Regions from separate parts of the Homo sapiens genome. Here region 2 is linked to region 1. Evidence: chromatin loops called from intact Hi-C (ENCODE). Cell type or tissue: dorsolateral prefrontal cortex. All regions are shown on one strand. Links, peaks and the distances in the headings refer to the core of each region. The heading gives the core; the rest is flanking DNA. Region 1 holds the start of LOC105378375 (a long non-coding RNA gene). Region 2 has its middle 20 kb from the start of RPS24.

Region 1 (15,404 bases), core at 2,475-10,474:
AGTAAAGTCACATTAGGGGTTAGGGCTTCAACATACAGATTTGGGGAGTGGATACAATTCAGTCTATAACACCCCTCAAAGGCAACGACTGGGTCTGGCTCTTTTCCAAGGAGGTGGTGTCTAGTCAAGACCTGGCCCACAGTGGGGCTGAATAAAGGTCCGATGCAGAAATCCCTTTTTACTAGTCCTTGATGTCACCCAACATCTCTCTGACACCCCTGACAATGGGGGGAGCTCACCATTTCATTACTGATCACTGTATCATGACCCTATGGGAAAGCAGAAGGAAGAATAGGTATTAAAAGGAGCAAGATTAAATGAAAAAATAAATAATAATAATAATAATAAAAGAAGGAATAGGTAAGAAAATGTAGGGCTGAGCGCAGTGGCTCACACCTGTAATTCCAGCATTTTGGGAGGCCAAGGTGGGAGGATCACTTGAGCCCAGGAGTTCAAGGCTATAGTGAATTATAATTATGCCACTGCTCTCTAGCATGGACAACAGAGCAAGAACTCAACTCAAAACAGAAAAGAAAATGTAGTAGGAAGGAAATTGTATTATCACCTTATAACATCTGCCCACAAAGCCTAGTTCGTCCTGCTGAAGCCATTGGAAAAGTTGTCTCATTCTTGTTATTTGAAAACAACGTCATTCTTCCCTGAGTCTTGGTGTTTCAAGCTCATCACTCCTGGATCACCCAACAGCCCAGCAAGTGCCCACCCCTTATCTGCATCCCTGTTCAAGCGAACCCATCCCAGATCTGTGTGTGGAGCTTAACAGAACCACCCACAAGCACCGCTCTGCAGGCCCTTCTTTCTCACTGCCTGGGACAAAAGGCAGGCCCTCTTAGGCTCTTGAGGTTTATAGCAAGGCCAGGCCTTGGAGATGATCTGTTCCCTCACATAGTGCCTGCCTACCACAAGGAATCATCTCAGATGCAGGTTCCTCCAGGAGGTGCTCCTGATTTCCCCTCAGTGCCCCCAACACCCCAGCACTCCCTTCTTGTGTATAGCACAAATCCCACACCAGTGTGCATTTTGCCAGTCACCTCCCTACCACCGGGGTCCCTTAAGGACAGAGTCAGTGCTGTGTTTCTCTCTAGGCCTCCAGCACCCAGCCCAATTGGAGGGTCTTCATCTGAGACACAAGGAGCCACAGTCCCTGCCACAGGAGTCTGTCCCCTGAGCAAGGACACAGGCCTGGCAGAATGGCCAGGAGGCCTGGGTGGGACCAGCCCCTGGGAGCTCACACGGGTGGCCCCCTGGCCTTTCCTCTCACCCCTAAACACGCTGTCCATGGGTCTCACCACTTACCCACGGCTGAATTTTAACAACTACTCCAAGAGATAATGGTTAATTTCACAGAGCTGTGAGTGGAGGCTGTTAAAATGTTAATATTATTTAAATTGTTTTACATTTTCGACAGTTTGAGCTGCAAATATAAATGTTTTCTGTGCTTTCCATGGAGCTGAGCTCACAAAAATGATTGATGAGGCACCCAATATGGAATTTCCCACTTTAAATTAAGAAACGCGACGTGAAGGCGATGAGAAAAATACTACCCTGCCATATGTGGTCCCCGTGGCCAAAACCTCAGCACAAGCCTCGGGCCAGGTCATTTGTCCCTCTGGTCCCTAGTGGCTGCGTGGCCCTGAGTTCCTCCGTTCACCTCCCTGGGCCTCCTGTCCTGTTCTGGAAACGGGGATCATACCTACCAGACCAAGGCACCCCAAAGTTTCCACAGTGGGCTTCAGTTAGCGGGCACTTACCGTGGCTGGCACTGGGTACTGGGTGTTTCCTCTGTACCACGTCCCCTGCCCTCCTGGCAACCATCTAGATATGTGCTACTTCATACCCATTTTACACAATGTGCCCATGGCCAGACATCCAGGAATTGGGGGTGCCTGACTGTCATTAAAGCCAGTACCTCCCGCACCTTAGTAGGTAACTAATAAATGGTGGTTCTTCCCCACATCCCACCTCTCTCACCCGCACCCACATTCCAAACCCTCTCTGGGCCTCTGCTTCCCCACGCAGGTAATCTCAGTGTGGCCCAGTTCTAACTTTGGCTCCATTCGAAGGAAGGATGAGCTAGTGGTGAAAGCCCGGGCTCCACATGCTGAGGCTAGCCCAGAGAGGCGTGGGGAATGTCTTGCCTCTGCCCCCACTTGTGTGCCTGGACTATAGCCCCAAGACTCACGGTCCTCCTGATTGCCATTGGCTCCATTCAAAGGAAGGATGAGCTAATGGTGAGAGCCCAGCCTTGGCATGCTGAGGCCAGCCCAGAGGAGCATGGGGAGTGTCTTGCCCCTGCCTCCTCTTGTGTGCCTAGACTATAGCCTCAGGACTCACAGTCCTCCTGATTGCAGAGCCAGGTCAGCCCCACATGCTGTCTCAGAGAAGCTTGCAGCCTGACCCTGGCCTCAAGCCCCAGAGGGAGCCCCACCTTATCCTCCTCTGTGCCTAGCACAGGGCTGGGCACTGCCCAGGTATTATCTCCAGGGCCTCTCAGGACAAATTCTCAGTAAAGGAGTTGTCATTATACCCATGTTGCATGCAAGCAAACTGAGGCAGGCAGAGGCCACACAGCTTGTAAGCACTGGGGTCAGTTAAACTCCAAACACCACATCACCTCCCCACTGCTAGGTTGCCACCTGCGTCTGAGTCCCCGACCCTTGTTGCACCTTGGGGGATTCCAGTCTTAGCCGTATCAGGCATCATTCATTCATTCATCATGCAGCCATCCATTCCTGGAGGGCCTGCTGTGGAGCAGCCCCCATGTTACTCTAGGGGAGCAGTGGGGAAGGGGGCACATTCGCTGCCCTCCTGGAACTGATGATCAATAGAGGGTGACAGACAAGCAGGGAAGCAAATGGGACAGTGCGGTTTGTGCTGGTTGGGATGAAGCACATAAAGGTTATCAGGGAGGACTCCCTGGAAGAAAGGTGCTCTGCATTGGAGTTTGAACGATAAGCAGAAATTCACCAGCCAAGGAGCAGCGGATGGCTCTCCTGCAGCGAGCACAGCACAGCCGAGACCCCAGCATGAGCATGGGGGCAGCCAGCAAGGGACGGGCAGGAGGGTCCTGGGGAGGTCAGGCTGAGTGCACAATGTGGGCTCCATCCCATGTGAGGCAGTCAGGTTGAGTTTTAAGTGGAAGAACCAGAGGGCAGACATGGGTTCTAGAACAATCCCTCTGGCTACAGTGGGGAGAAGAAATTGGCAAGGTGAGGCCAGAGACCAGCAGGAGGCTGGGGCAGTCCCCCACGAGAGGGGCCATGATATGGAAGGAAAGGGGGTGAGATTGTGAATTCAGGAACATCTAGCTGGGAGAACCAAAGAGACTGGCCTCTGATTGAATGGGGTCCCCAGGGAGAAGGGGGAGCCCGGAAAACTTGGTCAGGCTGCAGTAACCGGGTGGAGGGAAGGACAGAGTGCCTTGGACTACCCATGGACCGCTGTCCTGCAACTCACCCTGTGCTGGGGTCCCCCAACCTGCTCTGGCCGGGGCTGACCTCCACGGGTCACTAATCACTAAATGCACTGTGCTGCTCTGGCCCCATCCCACTGTGCAGTACCTGATCTGCTCCACCCCATCGAGGAATGCAGAAGGGCGGAGGGGGCTCTCAACTCATATCCCTGGGCTCAGTGCGGCCCTAGCTCCTTCAGAGTGACTATGGCCCTCTTTGATGTCAGGTTCCACATCTACTGAACGATAACAGCCACACCTATCAGCGATCATGGGGTTCAATGAGATAAAATCTGTAATGTGCTGAGGTCTGCCTGGGCACACTGACATTCAATACATGGTGCTCTTACTAGCATCACAGCCATGGCTGGGTGTTGCCCCTCTCCTCTCTCTTCCCTGGAGCCAGGGAATGCAGGCTGAGGCCGAACCCCCTCTGTGAGCAGGGCAGGGAGGCAGGCGGAGGGGGATGGCCTGATGGATGGTTTTCGGCAGTTCTGTGATGCATCAAATGTTTAATGGAAGTCAGCCGAGTGAGCCAGCCCTTCCTGCACCACGGGGCACGGGTTTGGGGGCATTCGTCTCCCGCTTCACTGATGTTTGCTGATGTTCCCTGACGTTCCGGGAGCGCAGAAGGCACTTACGTGCTTTACTAAGGAGGGAGGGAATACCAAATGAAGCTGAGACCTCCTTTCCTGGTCTCAGCAAGGACGCACACGCTCCTTCAGGAAAGGAGAAGGAAACTGGGCCAACCTTCCCCAAAGATAAGAGGTCAGAAAGGAGCTCAATGCTGGTGGCCTGTGGGCTCTACCTCTTCCTGGCAGTGTGACCTCGGGCAAGGTTCAAGACTACTCCAGGCCTCAGCTTCTTCGTCTCTAAAATGGGGATAGCAATGCTCCCTACTTGACAGGCTTGTCTTAGGACTAACTGTGGAAACCCATTCCAAGACTTAGAACAGTGCCTGGTGCACAGTAGGTGCTCATCAGAGCTAGCTGTCATAACGGGAGAAAGAGACAGGAGGCACAGGGTGGGGTCCTGCCCTGCTGCTGATCCACGGTGTGGCTGAGTGAGCACCCTGCCCTTGCCCCTGAGGGTCTTGGTCTCTAGGATGCTTCCAGGGCTGCATAGCTCTGCTCTTCAGTTCTGCTCCGCTCTAGCCAGATTCATCCTCTGACCAGCAAGGACGTCAGATGGGTGCAAAGCAACCAAGAAAGGAGTGGCAGGGTTCCGCCACCTCCCATCCTTCTCCCCTCCTTCTCCCCAGCATAGCGCCTCACCTCCCCTCCCCTCCCTGCAGACTGGCTTCCCCAGCCCTCCCTCTCTGCTCGTTCTTACCTCCAAGCCTCTCCTCTCTGCTCTCCTTCATTCCTCCGCTCTCCAAATCCTTCCCACTGCTCAAGCCCAGTTCAAGCCACACCTCCTCCAGGCAGCCTTCCAGCTCAAACGGACACTCCCCTTCCCAGCCTCTCACAGGATATCACCTCTCACAGGCGGTCATCAGCACCATAGATTTTGAAGGGAGCAAGATAGAGTGGGGCAGAATTGGGCAGAACAGGACAGGGCAAGGAGGGGCGGGGCTACTGACCAGAAATGACATGCCAGAACCTGAGCAGTGGGCCATGTTCCCCGAAGTTGTGAGTGAGACGGAGTGTGCCATCATCACAGTAGAATCGTATCCATCCTGTATGGGGCACAGTCCACCTGTCAGGCACGGTCCACATTCAGCTCACCTGGTCCTTACAACCCATTTTGCAAGTGATAAACACTGAGGCCTCAGGTGAGTGAGCTGCACATAGATTAAAAGCTAGCACGTGGCAAACGAGCTTTCTCAGGATTCCCACAGTGGTCAGCACAGGCTCTCAAGCCTCCCTCTCCAGAATGCCTAGAAACATGGCTGGTGCCGGAGGCAGACCGTGAGCTCAGGCAGGGGAGGGTCAGTCAAGGCTATCGCCCCCACTTCTTGCTGGGCCGGTTTTCGTCAGGGGAATTTCACCCACTGGGTCTTAACAGCCACTTGGCCTCTGACAAAAAAATGCTGTGGCAATGACTTCAGTACTCAAAACAATGTTTCCAAAAGAGAGATAGACAATGCTTTGTGCCCCTTCTTCCCCCTTCACAACTTTACAGGGCATTGCCTGCTATCGGATGGTTTTCTGAAAACCCACAGACCTCTCCCACCTCCTCCGCATAGAGCACCGACAGGTGCGGCATGGGTTCACCACTCAAGCAGTCGACAGCCTGGATTTCTAACGGCCAACTTCAATTCTCTCCCCTCCCTCTCTAGCACCTCTCTTTCCCCCAGTAAGTCATCCTAAGCTGGCTGTCCTGATAAACCGGGGGCTTGGGGACTTTCTTCAAGTGCCTTGTAAATGGAAGCATCTCAGACTAACAGCTCTGGGTGTTCAATGAGATTATATTTCTTATTTAAATAGCTGATTGGAGAATTGGTTTCAAAGTAAGATGCTGTACACCCATGGCCTCCTCTGGGCTCCTGGAGAGAAGCAATATTGTGTGGCATTGTGCAGCGGCAGGAGCCTCTCCTTCCAAGCTCCCCACTCCCATTCAGATGCCTCCAGGACGGGGGGAGCGGGCCGCGGTGGGGGATGAAAGCTGCCTCCCCTCCTGGTTTGGGGGAGCCGGAGATTATGCCTTTCATTCAAGAGTGCCTTCTCCAGGGCTCCCCACCATGCTCTGTACCAGTTGTCTTCCCCTCTCAAAGCGACGGGGAGATAAAAGGCAATGTGTTCGCTTCATCCCACCTCCGGGGAGAGCTCAAATCAGGCTTTTGTCAGCGGAGGATAAGCGACACCATTTTAGGAAGGGTTGTTGTTCAGGGAGCTCTGTTGGACGGTTTTGTGCAAGCTTTATCCACCCCCTCCCATGACTCGTGCCATGGTTCCCCTGGCCCCATGCTGGGCTGTGGGCGGGCTGATGCTTCCTCTCTGATCGGTGCCCACAGCCAGCCCTGAGAGGGGTGGCATCACCGTGGGGAGCCGGCAATCCCTAGCCCTTCAGGAAAAATGAGGTTTCACAGAACCAAATCCTGCTTGAATTGTGCTGTACGAATCCTGTGAGGGCCCGAGCTCTTAGCTTAGAGCAAATTTTGCAGTTAATTGTGTGTCAAAATAACGTATTAGAAACAGCAGCGTCTGGACCGTGTGCAATTCCTCTCCTTTCAAGCCTTTGTCTGCCCAGGGCTGGAGGGGCTTGTCAGGGCATCTTTGAGACAGGCTGGTGGCCCCCGTCAAAAGCAGCCCAAGGATTTCGGTGACTATCCCAGAGCCTTGGACAAGATAAAAGACCAGTGGTGGCCTTGAAGAATGCCCGGCTCTGTCCGCAGTGCTGGGCGGGGCCGGTGATCTTCATTACCAGTAGCTGCGGCACAGAGGCGGGCAGTTTGGTATGCCAGGCACATCCAGCGCCTCATGCATCCAGGGACCGCAATCAGGTAGCTGATGGGGATGCAAGTCACATCGCCTGGACCATTGCCGCAGTGAACTGATTCATGCTGCTACTTTGAGGCGGGGAGAAGGGACAGCGGGGCCCTGAGACAAACCAGCCCGGCTTTATTACACAGCTGCTGTTTTCAAGCCAGAATATTCCAGCCTCTCCTGCTCCTTCTCTTGCTGCTGGGCCTGCACTGGCTGCCTACCTGCAAAGAAAGTGCTCGTTCTGGCCCCTGGCTCTGGCTGAACAATGGCATTATGTGATGCATAAAGAGTACCCGGGCAACGGAGACAAGCATGGCTTAATTCGCTCAGTGCCCAGTGGCTTTTGAACGCCCCTGTATTCAGCCTTTATCCTGAGCAGCCTGGGCCTCCCCGGCCTTTATTCCCCAGCCCTCCCCATCACAGTCTTCCTCCAGTTTCCACACAGGTCTGCAATGGAGCTGATGGCCATGAAATGAGAGGCACAAAGGAAGGGAAGACAGGACGCTCTGTCTCTAACCAGGAAAGACTCCTGCTTGTGGGTAAGGACAACCAGGTTTTGGTCTCAGTTTTGCCATCAACTCACGGAGTGGCCTTGGGAAAGTCCCTTTCTGGCCCTTGGCTCCAGGTCTGTGTTTGCAGATAGGAGAGATAGGGACAAAGTTCCAGAAAGGCTTTTCCAACTCTGACATTCTATCATTCGGATACACACAGCTTAGCTCGATGGCATTGTTCTGGCCTCACATATGATGGTGAAGGGTCCTCCACTGTATCAGTGACATTCTCCTTGACTGTGACCTAAGACCAGGCCATGAGTCAGGACAATAAGTGAATGACACAAGCCAAGTGATTTCCGAGGCACGGTGGGGTCACCTGCCCTGCCTGGAGCAGCAGCCACTGCCTACAAGGCAAACTGTCCAGCTTACAGTTGCCTTGTAGGAATAAGAAGCCCAGTCTTGTGAGGTCTTCCCATTTTTTAAAAGAAACCAGAAATGTGAAATGTTATACAAAGTCTCACAATTGTAAAATGTTAGCTCAATTTTTATCAACACTGATAGGTCAAACAAAAATGACCAGAGGACCTTATCTGCTCAGCAGGCTACCAGATTGTGAAGTCAGGACCGGACAAGGTGTATCAGTCCATTCTCACATTGCTATAAGGAACTACCTGAGCCGGGATAATTTATAAAGAAAAGAGGTTTAATGCCTTGTAGCTCCATGGGCTGTACAGGAAGCATGGCTGGGGAGGCCTCAGGAAACGTACAGTCACAGTGGAAGGTGAAGGGGAAGCAGGCATGTGCTGCATGGCTGGATCAGGAGGAAGAGAGGAGGGGAATGTGCCACATGCTTTTAAAGAAACGGATCTTGGGAGAACTCTATCACAAGACAGCACTAGGGGGATGGTACTAAACCATTAGAAACCACCCACATGATCTAATCACCTCCCACCAGGCCTCATCTCCAACAATGGGGACTACAATTCAACATGAGATTTGAGCAAGGGCATAGATCCAAATTGTATCACAGGGCTACTATGTAGCTCAAGTCCAGGAGCTCTGCCATAACACCCTAGTATTATGCAATGTGGGACTCCCAGGACTGCACAAATTAGACTGGGTAAAGATACCCCTATTTGTTTTATTTTAAGGAAAAAGAAAAGAAACCAAAACTGGACCTAATACCTTTAGATCGCCTGCCATCTAATATCCGGGTTAACTCCAGACTGGGCCCCTTTCCAGAGGCAATGGAAATGCTCCAGCAGGATCTCACTTCCTCACTGCCCCATCACCCAACCCGGTGGGGACAGATGATGCCCCAGATTCCCAGCAGCCCCACCCCTGCATGGCTGAGGAAATGCTTCCACCACCTGAGCTTCTACCTGCCCATCCAGACTGGCTCTCTGCCCTTAGGCCCTCAGTCTCCGCATCCTGCCTTCCTGGTCTCCCAGTAGGAGACCTCTGCAGGTACTGTCACCTGGAGAACCCAGAATCTGGAAGGGACCACAGGGGGACTCCAAGCAGAGCTCTGCCCATGGAGCCCACACTGGCTGCCATGTCCCTTCAGCCCAGCTCACAGAAATACATCCTAAGGAAGAGATGCCACATCTACTATACACAGAGGTCTCTGAAGCCACACGTTCATATTGTTTCAACAAGCATTGAACAACTAATATTTGCTGGCACTGAGGAAAAATATTAGGTACAAGGAGCTCCTTGAAGGCAGGGAGAAAAGACAGACTCTCATACACAAGTTCAGTTAGATAACAAGCAGTGAGCAGGCAACTGGGACTAAATGCTACCATCTTCTGTATTGATAGAGGGATCACTGTATTATAGCACCACACTCGGATGTCAGAAACATCTTGGCCAGACACAGCATTAATACAGGAGGCATGAAGCTGACTCCCTACTCATCACTGCAATACAAAGTCAAAAAGCCTCTATAGCTCTCCCAGAACATGGATCAGATTGTTATGGGAGGTGAGAGAAGAACGATGTGATATTTAATCTGTTCTCTAAACATACACAAAGAGACAAGAGGTGAAAGGGCTTGGATGGTTCACTGAGGGAGTGGTCCCAAACTCCAGAGTAGTTCAGGCTGGGTGGAGCAGTGGGAACATAGAAGAAGAGAGTTGAAAATAAAGTGAGAAAGTTCAATTAGGACTTTCTCCAAATCACAATGGACCCCCGGGCAGACAGAAAAGTTCAAATTTTATTCTGTAAACCATAGGAAGCCATTGAATGTTCATTAAGGGGGGATTCCATCAGAACTGCGATTCAGAAGGAGCCTCCACTGGCTATGTGGAGAGCAGACTAGGAGCTAGAAGAGTGGCCAGGAGATGAAAGCAATGCACCAGGGAAGCGGATGATGGCCTGAACGAGGGCAGTGGTGATGGGATGCACAGGAGGTATATGTCAGAACTCATACAGAGAAAGAATCCAAACAGCTTGGTGGGTGGCTGAACATTCTGGGTAATGATCAAAGATGCCTGAAGTGTTGGGGAGGATGACAATGCCGCCTTCAGAAGGAGGAAGAACAGGTTTAAAAGGGAAGAAGATTTCAGACTCATGCCCTGGATGGATGATCAAAGACCAAGCAGCAACCTCAGGGCTTGTCTATGTGGGTTGGAGGGCCCTAGAAGAGCTTGTTGCACAGGAGGAGTGGTCTGGGGCCCAGGGATACTGGGCTGCAGAATCTCACATGGGCACCATGGAGGAACCAGCAGCCCAGAAACACTCCCCAAGGCCCTGTCTAGTGGCCCTGGGCCAAGCTGCGAGCTGCAGCCTCTGGGGCCTGTGAAGCCCTGAGTACCTCATGGGGACTGTAAATATTTGCCTGATTAAGAGCCCCAACCAGAGACTCAGCAACAGCTCCTCCATACGCAGTAATCGACACATCTTCCGTGGAGGGCTTAGAGAGGGGAAGCCATCTCAAGTGATGGCACTTCACACTCAGCACTTGACATTCCCAGGCACTCCACAGGCATTAGCTAATTAGTCCTTGAGTCTGTTTAGCCCCCAAAAGAACTCCCAGAGGTTCCATTCATGCCCCATGTGCAGGGAGTTTCACACCCTTCTGAGTCAGGATCCAGAGCATTGGGGAGACAGCTTTGCAGATAGCCACTCGCCCACTCACTCCCTTGCAGAGAAATCAAGTGTCTGCAAGGGAGCCGGAAAGAAGAAGTTTTCACTGTGTCATATTCTTCCTGGGAAAGAGATAGGAGACAGAGAAAGGGACAGGAGACCAGTATCTACTCAAATCCCTACTAGTAATGCTCACTGCAGTTTATTTTTCTCTGAGCATTTTAAACATCTTCCCATTTAACCCTCAAAATTATCCTATGATATACAATGTGTTTTTTAGATTGAGCTCTCCCAGGAGGAGTCACTGGGGCAAGGATTCAGGTGTAAGCAATTGATCTGGGATTTGACCCCAGGAAACACCAGTCAGGAGAGGGAAGAAAAGAAAAAGAAGGGAAAGAAGCCAATAAAGTGTGTTTTGGAGCACTCCACTACTGCAGGCCTATGAGGCTTCATCACCCTGGGCCACTCTGGAGATCTGCACAGCACACCTCAGTCACCCCACTGAGGGATGAAGGAGCTGGGGGATGTATCCTCCAACTCCTGCCAGTCATGGGTTGAAGGTTGCTCCCAGTTGGGAGAATGGATTAACTCCCCCCACAATGCCTGGCCTGTGCCATGTACACACATACTCAAAACAACCTGAAAGCCCTTAGACAAATATCCACAGGTGCTTGTGTCAGAAGTCTCCAGGTTGGGTACACAGGAACGGTGATTGCCAAGAGATATGGACAAAGCACCGATAGCATCTTTTACGATACCACTATTCCATTTTAATAGATGAGAAACCTGACGTTCAGAGATGGGACCGAATTTGGCCAAGATCACACAAGTACAAAGTGATGAAACCTAAATTTAGACCAAGCCAGTTTGCCTCCACTTCTTGGTTCATTTCGCTACGCACCACTATCTTCCAGGCCTAGCTTCCCTCTTCTCCCTTCTTTCTCCTTATCCCAGACACAAAGGACAGGGCTGTCTGCTAACAGTGTCTCCTCTCCCTGAACATGCCTCTGAGATGCCTGACTCTTTCCAGCAAGTGTCCTTGAGATAAGGCTTGATGACAGATCTGTCTATTGGTGAAGTCTGAACCAGGTGGAGCACCCTTTCCTCTGCCACGCTTACTGCTGCTTACCAAATCCCCTTTTCTTTGACCCTTTAATTCATTTGATAACTTTGAGATGCACAGACCTGCAGGGCTTCAAAGAACAGTAAATTTCCCATCCCGAACACCACAGCCCTTGCTGCTGGGTTTGTGCTTTGTTTTTGCTTGCACAAGCCAGTGGTGAGCATTTATCGCTGGTTAGAGAATTGAATTTGGCAGGAGAGATTTCTGTGCATTTGGGGGATTAATTTGTCAAGCACCTTCGCCAGCAGAAATGCTAAGGATGGCAGCCAAGAGTAGGGTGGTGCAGGCAGTCTGGCAAACATAGGCCAAACCCTCTTTTGTAGCTGGTTCTCTCTAGCCCTGAGAAGAAATGCAACATCACTCAGCTTTCACACCCCAGGAGCACGGCTTTCCCTTAGGCACACTGTCTTCTCCCCAAATTAGCACTGTCTCATCAGGGGCCAACCCAACAGGGAAGCCGGGGTTGAGAAGGTGGTGGGGTGGCCAGACAGAATGAGGGGACCTGGGAACTAGGCATGTTCCCCTGGGTGGAGCACATACTTGGGGCCTGCCTATCAAGAATAGCAAATTCACAGGTGTGACAGGAAGTGAGAGAATGAGCCAGGAATGAGCATCAGGTGGGGTCGGCTACAGTAAGGAGCAAGAGAGTCCCCAGAGGTCTCAGAAATGCAAATAGGTAGAGATCTGGCAAGCAGACTGGTGGGTATAATAGTCATTGTCATTCAAAGGTGTGCTAGAGACAGCTTATACCACTTCTCTAGAGGCAATTGTTAAATTTTCAAAAAGTTTGCAAGCCAGTTGCTAAACACAGCCATTATTAAAATGTAAATCCTATAAATTTAGAGTTAAATTGTATTAAAATCAAAAGTTAAAGGATACTCAAAATATATCACTATGCTTTACTATGATCTATATTGTTAAGTTTACCTAGGAATCCTGTGTCTGTGTGATGGGAATTCTGTACAATGGTGACTGTCACATATACATCTCTTCCCAACCCCAGGTCCAGCGTTGGAACATTGGTAGCTTGAAATTGACCATATTGGTAGGATTTACACCAAGGAAATTGGCAAACGCTAAAAATTAGGACTGTTTTTGTGAAAGCCAGTGTTTAGTAGAATTTACTGGCACACTACTAGCAATTGCTACCCTGAATCAAGGCACTATCTACCCTGCATCATGCTAAATGTCTCACATTCGTTATATTACAATGTAGGCATCACACACCTGTATGGCACGCCAGTCGTTAAAATATTGAATTACTTTCACTTTGGTTGCTAAACAGCTGCTGTCCCAAGCCCCGGCATGTCCTCCTTCCACCTTAGCCACCCCTGCCCTCCTCTGATACCTCTAAAGGTTTGCGCCTAATCCTGCTGTAAGACTGGAAGACTGGCCAGTGCTCACACAATACAGGCTGTTCATATTTTTACCATAATCTCTACTTACATTTATCCTACAAGGTGGATATTATTATCATCCCCTTTTTACTGATGAGGAAACTGAGGCTCAGAGAGAAACCAACTTGTCTTGAGCCACACAGCTAGCAAAATACAAGACCTGGGATAGAGCCTAAGTTGACCTGGGTCCACCCAGTGTTCCTAACCATTGGGACACACCATTTCTCAGCAGCATGGAGGTCTGGGGTCTGATGGCAGGGCCTGGGCCCATGAGGCCAGGGCAGTTCAAGAGGTCTCACAGCTGGGCCACTAGACACTGTAGGAGCTAAAGGGATGGCTAGGGAGGGCCAGGAATTAGATACTCCTCCCCTTACTTCCCCTGTCTTGCCTCTCCCCTCCTCTTCCTTTCATATCATCTCCTCCCCTCCCCTTCTGTGCCCAATCTGAGTCCTTAAACGGCAAAGTGTAAAACACCATATCTGCCCTCAGGAAGCTTACAGTCTGAGCTAAGGAGAAACTGCCCATACCTATGAACAATATAAATACTAAATATTTGATTACATCACACAAGCCAAGTCACAAAGCAGGTGTCACGGCTGAGAGACAACAAGGAAGCTCTCAGAAACTGAGGGCCAAACACTCTCATCTATTAGGCAATGCAAAGATTTTCCTGTTACTGCAATTCTTAGATATAATGTGCATCATTGTAAGAGTGAATCACTAAGTTAGAAGCTTCCTGGAGGAAAAATACTGCCTCATCAAACATATGCCACAATGGTAAGAGCCATCCTGATTTCAGAAGTGTGCATTGTAAGGCAGAAAAATATATCCTCATGCTCCAAGGTCACTAGGACAATGGATACAGCAGAAAGTCAGTTCCCTCAAATCTCGCCTTGTGATTCATTCATTCACTCATTCAACAAATATTTTTGAGAGCCTGGTGCTGGGGACATGGCAGACAACAGTAAACGGGAGACTGGCTTCCTGCTCTCCCAGAGCTCCCATCTGAGTGGAGCAGACAGCCTTTATGTTAGTAACACAACATATAAATATGCACTTACAAATAGGAATATGTGCAAAGAAAGAACAGAACTGAATGTTGTGAGACAAAGAACAAAGAGGAAGGAAGAGCTTTGAGCAGATATCCAGGGAAGGCCTCTCAGAAGAAGCTCCTGCAAAGGAGGATGGGTGAGGAACAAGCTCCAGGAGACGGAGAGGACGTGCCATGGACCCAAGGGGCAAGGAGTCCAGGGTGTGCTCCATACTGAAGAAAGGCCAGTCCAGTGAGTGCAGCAGAAGCCACATCAGCTCAGCCGTATGGCCATGGCAAGGGGTTTTGGTTTTAATCTGAGTGCAGTTGGGCGAATTTAGGTAAAAGTGACATGCGGGGAAGTGGCATAGGCTGATGCAACTCTTGGAAGAATCCCTCTGGGTGCTGGGTTAAGAATAGGCCCATTGGGAGTGGTGGGAGGAGTAGAAGTAGAGAAACCAGAGACAAGGCTAGTGTGGTGCTCCCAGCAAATGCAAACAGTGATGGCAGTTGGGACTAGGGTCGTGGCCATAGAGAAAAGAGTAGGTTGATTCAAGCTTTGAAGAGAGCCTGGGGCATGTTGTGATTGACTGCACATGGGAGAGAGAGGGGTGCTTCATGGGCATTGCCCTCCAGTAGGCGGAGTTGCTGCTCACTGAAAAGAAGCTTGTGTGGGCAGACCTCCTTCTCGTCCCATCCCAAGGGAGGTGGAAAAACGACCAGGAAGAGAAGACACTTTTAGAAGCCTCAGGAGAGCCTGAGAGAGCAGTTACTGATGCTAACTGAACCCTTCACTTATTTGTCCTCTATGTGGCAAGACCCACAATGCACACTCCAAGGAGTAATATACAAAATTAATGCTGTACAAGCATATAAGATGAAGAAAACACAACTCTTCATCTGGTCCTGGGAGGCTTCGTGGAGGAAGCATTTTCTCTCCTAGATCTAGAAGGACAATAGAATCTAAATAGGTGAGGAGGATGGGAAGGGCATGCCCTGACAGAGGGGACAGTGGGGGAAAAGGTGGGCAGGTACAAAATAAGGGACATTGGCCTTGGAGCCAGTAATCTGTTCCATCTCTCCCTCTTCCCCTGGACAGCCAGCCACCTTCTTGGACTATTTTATCTGATCCAGGTGCTGCTGTTAGAGTCTTATCATCTCTTCCTTTTTTAACAGCATACTTAGGACATATAATTGACATATAATAAATGACACATAATTAAAGTGTACATTTTGGTAAGTTATGACATACAGAAACCCATGAAACCATCACAATTAAGATAATGAACATATCCATCACCCCCAGAAATTTCCTCCCACCACTCACTGCCAGCCCCTTGCCCTCAACCCCGAGGCAAGCACTGATCTGCTCTTTG
Region 2 (15,404 bases), core at 3,206-11,205, 120 kb after region 1:
AGGAAAAAAAGAGTGTGGGCCTCTGCACCCCCATTTCACAGCCCCTCCTGTGGAGCCACATGGAGATGTGGAGGTCAGAGGATGCGCCGGAATCCCAGGACAGTCCAGGAGACACAATGCCGCACTCAGAAAGAGGGCTGGAGGAGTGCACCACTCATGGGGCTGAAGAGAGCCCCAGCTTCTCTCAGAGGGGATATTCAGTGATGGATGGTGCTGGCATGAGCTGAACTCTGTCCCAAGGACACCTGCCCCACCATCTACATGGAAACCACCACATCAGCCAGGGAAGCAAACCCTGATAGAGGAGGGTCAGAGTAGAGTCACCTTCCACCACCCACAGGAAGCCCTGCCTCCAACCCCAGACAGGAAGACCCAAGGCTCTGGAGTGGGCAGAGGCATGAGAGAAGAGACACTACCCCTCCCCACTTCCCTCACCCAAGCACCGGTCGGGCCTCCGATGGGGAAGGTGGGAGTTCCAACAGAGATGAGCCAGTTTTGAACCAGGCTCAGTTATAACTGACCATAAAACTCTGGACTCTGCTCCAGCTCATGTTAAGGATAATCTGACAGAGTTCAGCAGAGAGAAGTTAGCTGGAGAAAAATAAAATCGGCCGGGCGTGGTGGCTCATGCCTGTTATCCCAGCACTTTGGGAGGCCGAGGTGGGCGGATCACGAGGTCAGGAGATCGAGACCATCCTGGCTAACATGGTGAAACCCCGTCTCTACTAAAAATACAAAAATTTAGCCAGGTGTGGTGGCAGGCGCCTGTAGTCCCAGCTACTCGGGAGGCCACGGCAGGAGAATGACGTGAACCCAGGAGGCGTAGCTTGCAGTGAGCAGAGATCGCGCCACTGCACTCCAGCCTGGGCGACAGAGCGAGACTCTATCTCAAAAAAAATAAAAATAAAAATAAAATCATTTCACATCTCTATGCCACCAACATGACACTCGTCAATAAGCCAGTTACATGGAGGCCAACACAGAAGCCGCTCTCTGGGCAGATGGGCAAAGTAAAGAGGGAAGAGGTGGAATGATCTCAGCCCCCTATCTCTGTTTCTCAATAAGACAGAACTTAAGTCAAAACCTCCTCAGTCTTAATTACCAAACAAAAAAATAACCAGACGAGCCTCTCACTGTATGTCTTTATTTATACTGTCATCTGCTCCGGCATTTTAATATCCAACTTTCCGTTGGAAGACAGATGCCTGGATGTTCACACCCCGTTCTAATGGCTTAATACCCTGGGTACTGGAGCAGGGAGGGGCTGCGAGGAAGGAGGGGGATGAGAGCCACCACCACATTGAGCACAACTTTGGAGCAAATGGGCTTGAATATTCATTGAACAACATTTAATTTAAACACCCAAACTCTGAAAGCAGCAGCATATGGCCTGTTTTATTTTACATAAACTGAATAGGAGGTTGGGCCATTAGTTTCTGCAGACATAATGTTCATTACCAATGAAGAATGCTTTCCTTTGAGGGGGCGCCCGCACTGTACTGGGCCCACTGCCCTACTCCCTCACCACGGGGTCAGACAAGCTCAAATCGAGGGCTCTGTGGCAGCCCCACTCATGGTGGCACAGCGACGTTGATCAAATCCCATTAGGGTACAGATTAGAGTTTCACTGGCTCCTTGGTTTGCACTTGGGGAGAGTGGATTGGGTAGGATTCTGATCCTCTTGGATTAGGCCTCCTTAGTGCCTGGGGACAGTATCCAGATGGCATGAATCTGACCTCCTCTGTCCATCCTGCCTAGGACTTAGAATTGTGTGCACATGTGTACAGGAAGCGCTGGGTACAGAGCCAGGAGTATGTGTCCACATGCTTGTGTGTGTGAGCATGTGTCCCTGCAGCTCTGTGGGCAGGTATAAGTGTAAGTTGTGTGTACACTTCTCCGGGGGTGTGTGTGCACATGACCCCATGTGCTGCATACGAGCATGTGCATGTACACATGCAGTGTGTCTCTGACATGCCTGTGGCTGTGTGTGTGTGTGTGCATAGCAGGTCCACCTGGAGTGGTAAGAGGTGTCCCCTGTAGCTTTCTCTGTGGGTAGGAGAATCCTGGTAGATGCATAGGTGCATATATCTACAGAATGTAATACACACACACACACACACACACACACACAAGCATTTCTTAAAGTACCTGTCACCCAGGGGTTCTTAACTTGGGGAGCACAGCCACTCCCCATGGGGTCCACGGATAGAATGCAGGGGTCCCATGAACTTGGATAAGAAAAAAGTTACATCTTTATTTTCACTGACCTCCAAGATTTTTTTTTTTTTTTTTTTGAGACTTTTCTTGCCCAGGCTGGAGAGCAATGGTGCGATCTCGGCTCACCGCAACCTCCGCCTCCCGGGTTCAAGTGATTCTCCTGCCTCTGCCTCCTGAGTAGCTGGGATTACAGGCATGTGCCACCCCACCCTGGATAATTTTGTATTTTTAGCAGAGACAAGGGTTTCTCCATGTTGGTCAGGCTGGTCTTGAACTCCCTACCTCAGATGATCCACCCGCCTCAGCCTCCCAAAGTGCTGGGATTACAGGCATGAGCCACCGCGCCCAGCCCTGACCTCCAAGATTTTTGTTTTTTTTCTTTTTTGTGTGTTTTTTTGGTTCTTTTCTAAGATTTTTCCATCATGAATGTAGATAATAAATCCCTGTACTTTGAGCACTTCCAGAGACTTTGTGGCCAGTAGAAATCACAGATATTTTCATATAACATCACAGCTGTTACAGATATTTCAAATGTCACTAGGGCCTCCATCCCTACTTTGAATTATAGTAGTAATTAGACCTGCCACAAGATAGTTATTATTGCATTAATAAGGAAACATTTGTTACTTCATCACAAATGTTAATTTTGCTAAGTGTACTTGAATAGACTTGGTTTTCTTTGTAAGTTCATGTTTTTTCCGCATGCATAAATATTCCAGGAAGGAGCCCACTGGTCACCACCCACCAAGGGGCAAAGTAAGGTAAAGAACCCCACCTGTGGGGCAGCAGGAAGCCATCTGTAGCTCTAGCAAGCACATGCTAACAGGTGCCCATGCGGATGTGTGCACAGACCTCCGGCAAAGGCATGATCAGTGCTGTCCCCTCTGATCAATACTCTCCCAAGAGGGTACATGTCCACGGACAGAAGGGGAAGGATAAAAAGCCAGTGACTCTGTAGGAAGACAGATTTCTTTCCATGGCCCCAACGGTGCTAGAAACCATGCTGACAGCCCAAGCTGCCCCACTTTCAGGAAGAAACAGCTCAGAGCATTTCTTGGCACTTGCCCTCCAGACCTGGTGGGACAGAAGGCTTCTCAGAGGAGCGGGACTTAGGCAGGGCTCTGGAGCACATTTCAAGCAAAAGTCACATCTGGCCAGGCATAGTGGTTCACACCTGTAATCCCAGCACTTTGAGAGGCCAAGGAGGGAGGATCACTTGAGCTCAGGAGTTCGAGACCAGCCTGAGCAACAAAGGGAGATCACCTCTCTACAAAAATAAAAAACAATTAGCTGGCTGGATGTGGTGGCTCACGGCTGTAATCCCAGCACTTTGGGAGGCCGAGGTGGGAAGATTGCTTCAGTCCAGGAGTTCGAGACCAGCCTGGACAACACAGGGAGACCCTGTCACTACAAAAAATAGGAAAAACAAATTAGCCAAGTGTGGTAGTGTGTGCCTGTGGTCCCAGCAACTCAGGAGGCAAGGCAGGAGTACCTCTTGAACCCAGGAGGTTGAAGCTGCAGTGAGCCATCATCACACCACTACACTCCAGCCTGGGTGACAGAGCAAGACCTTGACTCAAAAAGAAATATATATATATATATATAAAATATATATAGTACATATATATTGTATATATTTATATATAAGTATATAAAATATATGTACATATGTATTTTATATATTTACACATATATATTTTATATATATACGCACACACATATATATATGTATTTTAGCCAGGCATGGTGGCACACGCCTGTGGTCCCAGCTACCTAGGAGCCTGAGGTAGGAGGATCACTTGGGCCCAGGAGGTCAAGGCTGCAGTGAGCTTTGATCAAGCCACTGCACTCCCACCTGGGCAACAGAGTGAGTCCTTGCCTCCAAAAAAAAAGAAAGAAAAAGAAAAAAATAGTCACATCTGTCTCTGGCTGTCCCCATCCACACCCACACTTCCCCATGATTCCCTATCACCCAAATATCAGTTAAGATTTCTTCCTTGACAATGCTAGGATCACACAAGGGGCCACCCAGCAACTTGTCACTTCGCTTCCTGCAGATGGGCCTTGCCTCTGGGCTCTGTCACCCTGACACTCAAAGTGCTCCTACTGCTACACCTACTCTTGATCTTAGAAAGGTAAGAATTTTCCAGAATTCCTGGGGTTCATGAGTAACATGGAGAAAACCAACATGAAACCAGATCTTTAGAGCAAAGGCCAGGCAAGTAAATGATCTCTATCTGATCAGTGATCAGCCCAGAAAAACTGTTTTGGTTTTGTTTCTGTTCTTCCTCAACTTGGCTATGTGTTTGTCTATAATTATGTGTGATATTTGTGTTTCTTTTCTTTTTGTTTTTTAATAGAGACAGGCCTCACTATGTTGCCCAGGCTGGTCTCGAACTCCTGAGCTCAAGTGATCTGCCCACCTCAGTATTTGTGTTTTTTTCATTGCTCTCGGAGGGGAAGGATAATATAGGTCTTATTCCCTATAAGAATATATTATAGAACCCACCACATAGAAAATCTTTAATACAATTTTTGATGAAAATGGAAATTTTTTTTTCTTTTCTTTTTGAGACAGTCTTGCTCTGTTGCCAGAGTGAGTGCAGTGGCACTATCTCAGCTCACTGCAACCTCTGCCTCCTGGGCTCAAGCGGTCCTCCTGCCTCAGCCTCCCAAGCAGCTGGGACTACAGGTGTGTGTCACCACACCCAGCCGAAAAAAAAATGTTTTTTCAATAACGAATGACAGATAAACCAACTCAAACTACCTTAAACAGTATATAACATTTATTAGCCCCCATAACTAGAGTCCAGGGGTATAGATACTTCAGGGAGGCTTGAGCAAGACTCTGGCTGTTTCCCTGCTGTTCTCTCAGCTCTGCCCTGCTCCAAATTGTCAACTGTGTCGTCAGGGTGGCTTCACTTGTGGTAGCAAAATGTCTGCAGCAGTTCCAAGCCTCAGATCTGCACATTATGACCTCTGGAGCAAGTGCGATCTCTCCAACCACCAAATGGGAGCCTTCTCACAACTCTGCTTGCACCCAGCCTCAATCAACCACTTTGGCCAGGGGTAATTCCATGCACTGATTGGTTCAGGTCTGGGTCACTGCCTATTCCTGAGCTATTGCTATGGAAGGAGTAGATGCCATACTTTCTTGGCTTAGGCCAACCAAGACCCACCCCAAGAAAAGCAAATTTGGGGAGCAGAAGGGGAATAGAATGAATTCTTGAAGAGGCAACCAGAAGATCCTCCAAGGTCTGTGTTTCCTCAAACTGCTAAGCAGGCATTTCAGCTTCCAAACCGACTGGCAGTGCCCTAGGACAGGAGCCATCTTCTGACCCTTATTCACCAACACCAAGGTGACCACTGAGAAAAGCACTTTGTATGTGTCCTCAGTCACCACGACAGACCCTCAACCAGCCACCAGGTTCACTAACAGACACAGTCACTGCCACACTGGTCTTCTCCACCAGAGGCATCTCCCCCTCCCCTACAAAGAGAGAAGAAGCTTTAATAACAAGATGTCCAGCCAGGCACGGTGGCTCATGCCTGTAATCCCAGCACGTTGGGAGGCTGAGCTGGGTGGATCATGAGGTCAGGAGTTTGAGGTCACCCTGACCAACACGGTGAAACCCCGTCTCTACTAAAAATACAAAAATTAGCCAGGCGTGGTTGTGTGCACCTGTAATCGCAGACACTCAGGAGGCTGAGGCAGGAGAATCGCTTGAACCTGGGAAGCAGAGGTTGCAGTGAGCCAAGATGGTACCACTGCACTCCAGCCTGGGCAACAGAGCAAGACTCCGTCTCAAAAAAAAAAGAAGATATCCATCTGGGAGACAAGGGGGCTAGGTTCTGCCCCTAACTTGGTGGGGAATTCCTTTTGTGTACCTCAGTTTCCCCACATGCACTAAGAGGGGATTAGGCAAAGTAAATCTAAAAGCCTTCTCGAGTGACCGGTTCATGTGCCACAGCAGAGGAAGAGCTTCTAAACTTGGCATTCCGCAGCCCCAAGAACCACCATCACCTCCTGCCTGAGTTTCCACCGCAGCCTCTGCCTCACGACCCAATCCACTCCCCACACAGCCGTCATTCCGTCAGTCAGTCATTCAACAAGTATTTATTTAGTCTACTGCGTACTGTGTCCAAGGCATTGTTCTGGGCGCCAGGGGTATAGCAATGAGCTAATTAGGAACACAGACCAAAAAAAAAAATCTCTAACTTCACGCAGCTTCATTTCTAGTGGGAAAATACCAATAAACAAGAAAATAATAAAATCAACTGCTGACGAGGAAAAATTAAAACTAGGAAGGAAAGCCTTAAATGTGGTAGGAGCCGCTGGAGCTGGAAGGTGGTGGGAGGCCAGTGGCCAGGTCGTGGGGGATTGTGGGGGCGTGGGGAGGTCTTTGGCATTTGGGTGAGAGAGATGTGGAGCCCTGGAGGGTTCTGAACAGAGGTGCCAGCTCATGTGACTCCGATTTCCACAGTGCCCTGCTGGCTGCTGAGTGGAGAAGAAGGTGGAGAGATGAAGCATCCTCAGAAATGCAGCAAGGCGGCCATGGCAGTGACATTAGTGGCCCAGACCAGAGAGGCAGGAAGGTGGGGAGAAGCAGCTGGATTCCTGGTGGATTTCAAAGAAAGGGCCAAAAGACTTGTTGATGGCCTGGATGTGGGGTGACAGAGTCAAGGTTGCTGACAAGGCTTCTGGCAAGTGGAGGACCAAGTCACCGTCCACAGGGTGGGGAGAACCAGCAGGAGCAGGTGAGGCAGGCGACATGAAGGCTCCGTTTCTGACCAGTGCCCTCTCCAAAAGGCACGCCTGGCAGCACTGTTCTCTGTTTTCAGTCTTCCTCCAGGTAACGGCCACCTGTAAATACTTGCCACAGCCCCTCCGCAATCTGCCACATGTCCACACGCTCCACGGTCCTGGCACTTCTACCTGCCACACAACCCCCCGGCTTTCTCTTGCCTTCGAGTTCTTCACATCTGTGCATCTCTCTTCCTGGGAAATTCTTCCCAATGCTTGCACTCCAAGCCCCAATTCCCTCATCTGCAAAAGCGGGAAGGAGAGAATAGTCTCAGAGGATTGTCCAGGTGCCTTCCAGCCGCCCTGTTCTGCGCCTGTGGCCTGGGATTCTGCACCTCCCTCACTTGGTACCAGGGAAGATCAGCAGCAGTCAGAGCCAAAGCTTGAAGGAAGGGCACTTGGGAGGGCTGTAAAAGCCAGGTACCTGCAGGAGTTCAAGCCTCAGAACAGAGGCAGGAATGAAAACAGCATAGTCTGGAGTAGACAAGAACCCCCACACCAATCTGCCTCTGCCCCACAGAGCCCTCCACCTGGGCCACCCTTCCCTTCCCTTCCCACTCCTTCTTCATGGCCAGTGCCAGCGGCTCCTTCCCTGCACTAGTCCCCAGCCCTCCTCTGCCTGCCCAGACTCTCTGGCCATTCGCCCAACAGCACTCCAGGCCAAGCCTTAGGATCTTGAGGAGCACCCTAGGCACCCCCATACCCTGGGAAAGCTCACCAAGGTATGGCCTTCACCCACACCACGTGACTAGGAGGTAGGAAACTGGACTCCAGGGTGCTCCAGGACTCTTTCCAAACTCAGCTCAAATCCCCCTTCCCCAGGAAGCCATACTGCTTCCTCCAGACCATCCAGCTCTGCAAATTGGTTCGTGGTAGACATGTTGGTCTCCTCCCAAGCTTAGGGCTCAGGCTTCATCTTGCCCACCTTGATGTCTACCCACTTCCAGCCCTCAAAGAGTCCACCTGGAGACTTATGCACCAATATACTGTGCCCAACACAGGAGCTTCCTGCTGGGAGACACCCCTTCATCCGGTGAGCAACCTGCTTTTTATGAGAGGGGAAAGCCAGAGGGGCTGTGGTGCAGACGTTCCCCCATCCCCGGCCCGCTCCTGCTCTGCCATTTCCTCTCCCCTTCAGGAGCTGAAGAAGCCAAAGAGGTTCCTTCTCCCCTCTCAGGCTCCCTCACCTTCCCTCACCTTCCACCCAAAGATATTAGGAGAATTAATGGGATAACAGATGTAATGCCTCCAAGGAAACGGGCCACATAAATCCAAAGTGTTGTTATTAAATTCCAAATTTAGCCCTCAGGATGGGTGAGACATGATGAATCTGGGCTGGGAGAGATCCCAGCTGCGTGGACAGGAAGTCCCTGTGAAATCAGAAGCTATGACATACAGGCTCTGGGCATTCAAGGAAACCCTAAAACCCCCCCAGGACTCTGAACCCAAAGAGCTTCTACAACCACCTCACCTAGAAAGCAGCCAGGCTCTGCTTGTGTACCACCAGCAACAGGAAGCTTGCTGCTTCCCAGGGGGCAGGCCCCTTCCATTAGCTCCGAGGTTTTTTTCTTTTCTTTTTTTTTTTTTGTTGTTGTTGTTGTTGTTTTTGTTTGTTTTTTTGAGACGGAATTTCACTCTTGTTGCCCAGCCTGAAGCGCAATGGCACAATCTCAGCTCACTGTAACCTCCACCTCCCAGGTTCAAGCGATTCTCCTGCCTCAGGCTCCCAAGCAGCTGGGATTACAAGGCGCCCTCCACCACATCTGGCTAATCTTCTGTATTTTAGTAGAGGTGGGATTTCACCATATTGGTAAGGACAGTCTCGAACTCCTGACCTCAGGTGATCCACCCACTTCGGCCTCCCAAAGTGCTGGGATTATAGGCATGAGCCACTGCGCCCGGCTTGCTCCAAGTTTTAAAAACTGCCTGCTATCCAGCCCAAACCATTTCCCCATATGCTTCACACTCCACACTCCAGGACAAATGTTACCCTTCTTTCACATGATAGCCCTTGACCAAGGGTACGTCTCTCTCTCCTCATTTCCAGCTAAACAGGGCTTACACCCCATCATCTCAAGGCAGCCCCCATCAGGATGCTCTTGTCTGAGTAGACTCCTCCTCGTGGCTTCCAAATCCAACATAACCCCTAGAAGGGGTCCAAAGGGAGATAGGGCAGAGCAGAACCTGCCGTGCCTTCGCTCCAGGTGCCTACCTCCCATGGCGGCAGCTAGAGGCAACATTTGCTTTTTTTTAGCATCCTCATCACACTATGAAATGGGGACAATAATCCCCACCTTGTAAAACTATTTCCAGGACAAAAGGTAATATATACAATGTGCCCAACACAGTGAATAGTAGGCACTCAATAAAAGGAAGGTATTATTGTTACATTCAAAGTCTCTCGGGAACCCTGACAGCAGTTTCCAAGGACAGAAAAACCAAGAACTAAGCCGGGGGTGGTGGCGGTCACCTGTAATCCCAGCACTTTGGGAGGCCTAGGCAGGTGGATCACTTGAGGCCAGGAGTCCGAGACCAGCCTGGCCAACATGGTGAAACCCCGTCTCTACTAAAAATACAAAAATTAGCCAGGCATGGTGGTGCATGCCTATAATCCCAGCTACTCAGGAGGCTGAGACACGAGAATTGCTTGAACCTGGGAGGCAGAGGTTGCAGTGAGCCGAGATCAAGCCACTGTACTCCAGCCTGGGCGACAGGGCAAGGCCCTGTCTCAAAATAAATAAATAAATAAATAAATTTTAAAAATGGACAATCCACAGAATAGGAGAAAATATTTGCAAACCATATATCTGATAAGAGATTTGCATCCAGGATATATAAACTAACACAACACAATAAAAAGACAAATCACCCCATTTGAAAATAAGCAAAGGATTCAAACAGGCATTTTTCTAAAGAAGACATATAAACAGCCAATAAGCAGATGAAATGATGCTCAACACCATTAGTTATTATGAAATGCAAATCAAAACCATAATGAGATACCACTTCATACCTACTTGCATGGCTAAAATCAAGTACAGATAATAACAAGTGTCAGGAAGGATGTGGAGAAATTAGAACCTTCGTACATTGCTGGTGGGAACATAAAATGGTGCTGCCTCTGTGGAAAACAGTTAACCAGAGAGTCACCATAAGGCCCAGCAATTCCACCCCGAGGTATATACCCAAGAGAAGTGAAAACATCCACACAAAAACTTGCACATGAATTTTCATAGCTGCAAAATTATTCAGAATAGCCAAAAAGCAGAAACAACACAAATATCCATCAACTGATGTTGACGTGGTAAATCCACACAAGGGAATGTTACTTGGTAATTAAAAGGAATAAATTACTGATACATGCTACGGTGTGGACATAGCACGGAAACATTAGGCTGAGTGAAAGAATCCGGTCATAAAAACCTATATACACTATATGATTTCATTTATATGAAGTTTCCAGAATAGACAAATTTATAAAAACAGAAAACAGATTTGTGGTTGCCAGGGGCTGGGGCAGAGGTTGAGGGAAATAGGGAGAGACTGCTAATGTCTACAGGGTTTCTTTTTGTTGTTGTTTGAGACAGAGTCTCACCCACTCTGTTGCCCAGGCTGGAGTGCAGTGGCGCAATCTCAGCTCGCTGCAACCTCTGCCTTCCAGGTTCAAGGGATTCTCCTGCCTTAGCCTCCCAAGTAGCTGGGATTACAGGTGCTCACCACCATGCCCGTCTAATTTTTTATTTTTAGTAGAGACAGGGTTTTGCCAGGTTGGCCATGCTGGTCTCGAACGCCTGACCTCAGGTGATCTGCTCGCCTCAGCCTCCCAAAGTGCAGGGATTATAAGCATGAGACACCTGCCGGGCTAAGGGTTTCTTTTTGGCATAATAAAAATGATCAAAAATGAATAGGTGTGGTGGGAGGATAGCTTGAGGCCAGGAGGCGCAACATAATGTAGAGACTCTGTCTCTACAAAAACTAAAAAAAAAGAAAAAAAAAGTAGCTGGGCCTGGTGCTGTGCACCTGTAGTCCTAGTTATGTGGGAGGCTGAAGTGGAAGAATTACTTTAGCCTAGGAGTTCGAGGATGCAACGAGCTATGATCACATCACTGCACTCCAGGCTGGGTGACAGAGTGAGACCAAATAAAAATCAAAATGTTTAAAAATTAGGTGGTGGTGGTGGTTGCACCACTCTGCAAATACATTGAAACCCATTGAATTGCACACTTTACAAGGGTGAATATATGGTCTGTGAATTAAACCTCAATAAAGCTCTTATTCTCTTTTTAAAGCGGCCACTTGCTGAGGTCTGGGAGTGACAAGAAGGAAAGAAAGACAGATGTCTCAGCGGTGGGAGTGGTGGCTGCATTGGATACATCAGCAGCCCTCCTGCCCTCAAACCTTCCCAGCAGGTGCTCCTCAGCCCCAGGTAAGTGGGAGTGGGCTCCATGAGCTGACAGACCAGTCAGCATCTTGTCCCTGGGAAGTGGCAAGGAGGATGCAGGTCTAACTAATCTGGCCGGAAGTTTGGAATGGGGAGCAATAAAATCCTGGTTGTGGCAGCCATGGGGCAGAAAGGGGAACAAAGAAAAGCCAGCCTGTAGAGAGAGAGAGAGAGGCATAGACTCAAAGAGGGGGAAGGAGGAAGGAGGGGAGAAGGAAGAGCTGATTTGTTCTGAAATGATTTTCCAGACCCAAATCCAGGGAGGCTGCCAGCACCGCCTACCTTTTGGCTTTGTTAGATCACCCACAGCTTCCCAGTAAACTTCCCCCTTTTGCTGGGAGGTTTCTGCTGAAAGGATCCCTATGAAGCAACCATTTTCTTCCTGCTGTGGCAAAGACTGGTCATTGTCCCCCAAAACTGTGCTCCCACATCTGCCTGAGCTGGAACAAGCCTATATTTCCCAGCCCACCTCACAGTTATTAGGTGTTGCAGGAGACTAAGTCCCAGCCGATGGAAGAGGAGCAGAAAAAACACAGGTGACTTCTGGTCTGGCCTTTGTGGAGAGTGGGTGGCCTCCCACAGGCCCCAGTACTAGGGCAAGGTGCTCTTAGGGTCAAGGAGATGCTGACCTTGCACTAGCACCACTGTGGGTGAAGACCTCCTTGGATTTCACATGCTAAGCGCTTCATTGCCTCACCCAGTCCCAGCCCCACTGTGATGGGCAACTATCCCTCAGAATGGCACCAGCATTGGCAGCAAAGTGGAGAGAGAAAACGTCTAGGCCCTCGAAGACGCTGTTAAACTGCAGTGTCCACCAACCCTGAAGGCTCCTGGGCATCCAGGGGGTTCTTACAGGAGCTAATAAGCAACCTCACTGTTCAAGGCAGTGTAAGCTGACTTCTCAGAGACTTGCAGCAGAAGGCCTCCTCCCTAACATACCCTCTAAACCCATGACAAAGCCAGCTCAGGAGCACCAGTGGGCGATGTTTCAACTCTAGCTTCCCAGGGAACATTTCTGTACCAGTGACACGCTCTGTGAGACGACACAGGGCAATGAACTGAACAGCAGGGAAAAGGTACCCCAGACAGCATGCAGTGTTTTGTTACCTTAAAAAAGCAAGAAACAGCACTTGAGTAGCAAACGGCTCACTTGCTGTCAGAGGTGGCGTGAACTCCAGGGGAAGACGCCTGAAGCTTACTCCTTTCCCCAGCATGAATGAGCTGAAGGACTTGGGGCAAGTCATCTACCCTCTGTGCCTCATCCATAAACAGAAGAAAAAGCAGCCCGTCTTGCATGCTGCGTGAAGGTGCCAAAGGAACTGAAGAGCTCTCCTTCCCCGCTCCAAGGAGGCCTGATGGAAAGAGACATCATGTTTAACTTGTTTCCTCCACCAAGGACAGCTGCAGTTAACAATGTTTGCCTATGGGTTGGGCAATTTTTTTTTTTTTTTTTTTTTTGAGATGGACTCTCGCTCTGTCGCCCAGGCTGGAGTGCAGTGGTGCAATCGCGGCTCACTGCAACCTCCCTCTCCCAGGTTCAAGCGATTCTTCTGCCTCAGCCTCCTGAGCAGCTGGGACCACAGGTGCATGCCCCCATGCCCGGCTAATTTTTGTGTTTTTAGTAGAGACGGGGTTTCACCATATTGACCAAGCTGGTCTCGAACTCCTGACCTTGTGATCTGCCCATCTTGGCCTCCCAACGTGATTACAGGCGTGAGCCACCGCACGCGGCTGGGTTGGGCAATTTCTAACCAGACTCTCTGAATATCATCATCGACGGTGGGAGCCAGCAGAGGGCTGGACCACTCTTTTGAATCCCCTTATAACCCAGGGATGAGCACATCTATAGCGCTCTGAAAAGGCAGTTCTGGAGATTTCCTGCCCAGGCAGAGCAGTGGCTCAGCTGGGTGAGCAGTCACCGAGAGTATAGGATGCCAATCCCTGGATTAACGAGGTGAATGCCAAAGACCCTCCGAGGCAATGTATTTTTGGAAGAAATACACACTGCAGCAGAAAAGAGAACATGGTATAAATTTTCCTTCTTCCAAACAGTGCAGAATAGAAACCTATAAAAGCAAATTCTGGATGTCTGAAGATATGGACTTTTTAAAAAATCTTGTTTGAGAGATTCCACCTTACTGACTTGCACCATATCCCTGGAAATGCTTCCTTAAGTGGCTACTGGAGATGGATGTCATGTAGCAGGGTTTACAGATCCCCTGCAATCCGAGGTCCTTGAAAAGCACAAGGCAGTCTCTTCCTCAACTCCCAGGGCAGAATTTTATAGTGGAAAGAGATGTTGACAGCCACTTTCTCAGCACCACTCTCTCATCCTACAGTGTAGGAAACTGAGACCCAGAGGAGAAAGGGGTCTTGCCAGAGATCTTAAAGTGTGGTGGGGCAGAGCTAAGGCTTGAAAACAGGTCTTGGACCCAGCACTGTGGCCCCGGACCCATGCTTGTCAAAGAATAGGACAGAGGCATAGCACTGTAGGCAGAAGGCTGAAGCAGAATCGGGCTGCTGGGGTTCCCAGCCTTCGGCCCCCACCTCCCCCAATAGAAACCGCAAGCTGCCTGGCTGGGCAGCTACAAAAGGGGGAATGCTGTTTGCACAGGATCTGCAGAGACCTCGCAGCACGGATGGGTAGACATCACCATGCACATATGAACAGCAGAAAGCCCTCCAGGTTCAGCTTCCCTACGAGGGCCGAATCCTATAAACAAGATTACCACCCCCATTAGACCTTCTCTGAGAAGAAAGAGTGACCTCTCCAGTTGATCTGGCATCAAGCTTTTTTCATGCTTCCACAAGGGTAGCGGTCTTGACAACAAAGCAGACCGCTTCCACGTCTGTGCCCACAGTGCCCCCTTGTGGGAGTCTGCATAGTGCATCACACGTCTTTATTTCACCAAGTGAAAAGGCAGGGATGGGGCAGTCTACAGCACTGTCCTACCGGGTCTCCACAGCTGTCCCCCTCTGGAATATCCTCCCCTTCCCTAAGCTCAGTGGTTCTCAAACTTTAGCATGCATCTGAATCACCTGGAGAGCTTATCAAAACACAGGTTCTGGCTGGACGCGGTGGCTCACACCTATAATCCCAGCACTTTTGGAGGCCGAGGCCAGCGGATCACCTGACGTCAGGAGTTCAAGACCAGCCAGACCAACATGGTGAAATCCCATCTCTACTAAAAAGTACAAAAAAAAAAAAAATTAGCCAGGCGTGGTGGCAGGCACCAGTAGTCCCAGCTACTCAGGAAGCTGAGGTGGAGAATCGCACCCAGGAGGCGGAGGTTGCAGTGAAGCAAGATCACGCCACTGCACTCCAGCCTGGGCAACTCAAAAAAAAAAACAGGTTACCTGGCCCCACCCACAGCTTCTGATTCAGTAATTCTAGGGTGGAGCCCAAGAAATTGAATTTCTAGCAAGTTCCCTGGTGACACTGCTGCTGCTGTCCAGGACCACACCTGGAGAATCGCTGCCTCAGCTAATCACCTCCACCCATTTAAGGCTCAGGACCATTTCTAGCTCCTTGGCAAGATGTTCCACAAATGCCCCCAGGCTTATCATAGGATGCCATAGTTGTGTAACTTTAACCAAGTTCCTTAACCTCTTTGAGCCTCAATTTCCTCATCTATAAAATGGGGGTAATAGTACTTCCCTCCGAGTGCAGGTAAATGAGGCCAGGTGCAGTGGATCATGCCTGTAATCCCAGCACTTTGGGAGGCTGAGGCAGGTGGGTCACCTGAGGTCTGGAGTTCAAGACCAGCCTGGCCAACATGGAGAAACCCTGTCTCTACTATACAAAAATTAGCCAGGTGTGGTGGTACACACCTGTAATCCCAGCTACTATGGAGGCTGAGGCAGGAGAATCACTTGAACCCAGAAGGTGGAGGTTGCAGTGAGCTGAGATTGCGCCACTGGTGCAATCCAGAGCTCCAGCCT

The links. Hi-C counts contacts between places; a loop is a spot of excess contacts. Peaks named below come from ENCODE experiments on the same cell type or tissue, not always from the same donor. Only the 100,000 strongest peaks of a DNase experiment are listed, where the experiment ranks them.
Region 2: a loop joins it to region 1, with 2.1 times the contacts of the local background. A loop is called at or near these places in 11 of 110 quality-filtered maps.

The regions. Positions count from the first base shown.
Region 1 is chr10:78,168,644-78,184,047 of GRCh38, reverse strand. It overlaps LOC105378375 (a long non-coding RNA gene), which reads right to left and starts at 4,863. Exons shown (of 4, transcript XR_946096.3): 1 at 4,802-4,863. RefSeq lists enhancers at 6,735-7,599, 3,710-8,235. In dorsolateral prefrontal cortex, for the core only: no CTCF peak of the experiment used is centred there; DNase peaks (open chromatin) are centred at 4,890 and 6,877; H3K4me3 peaks cover 2,638 bases; H3K27ac peaks cover 5,298 bases.
Region 2 is chr10:78,046,391-78,061,794 of GRCh38, reverse strand. It overlaps a transcript of RPS24 not described here. Among named protein-coding and RNA genes, the nearest start is that of RPS24, 20 kb to the right of the region's middle. RefSeq lists an enhancer at 14,166-14,225. In dorsolateral prefrontal cortex, for the core only: no CTCF peak of the experiment used is centred there; no DNase peak of the experiment used is centred there.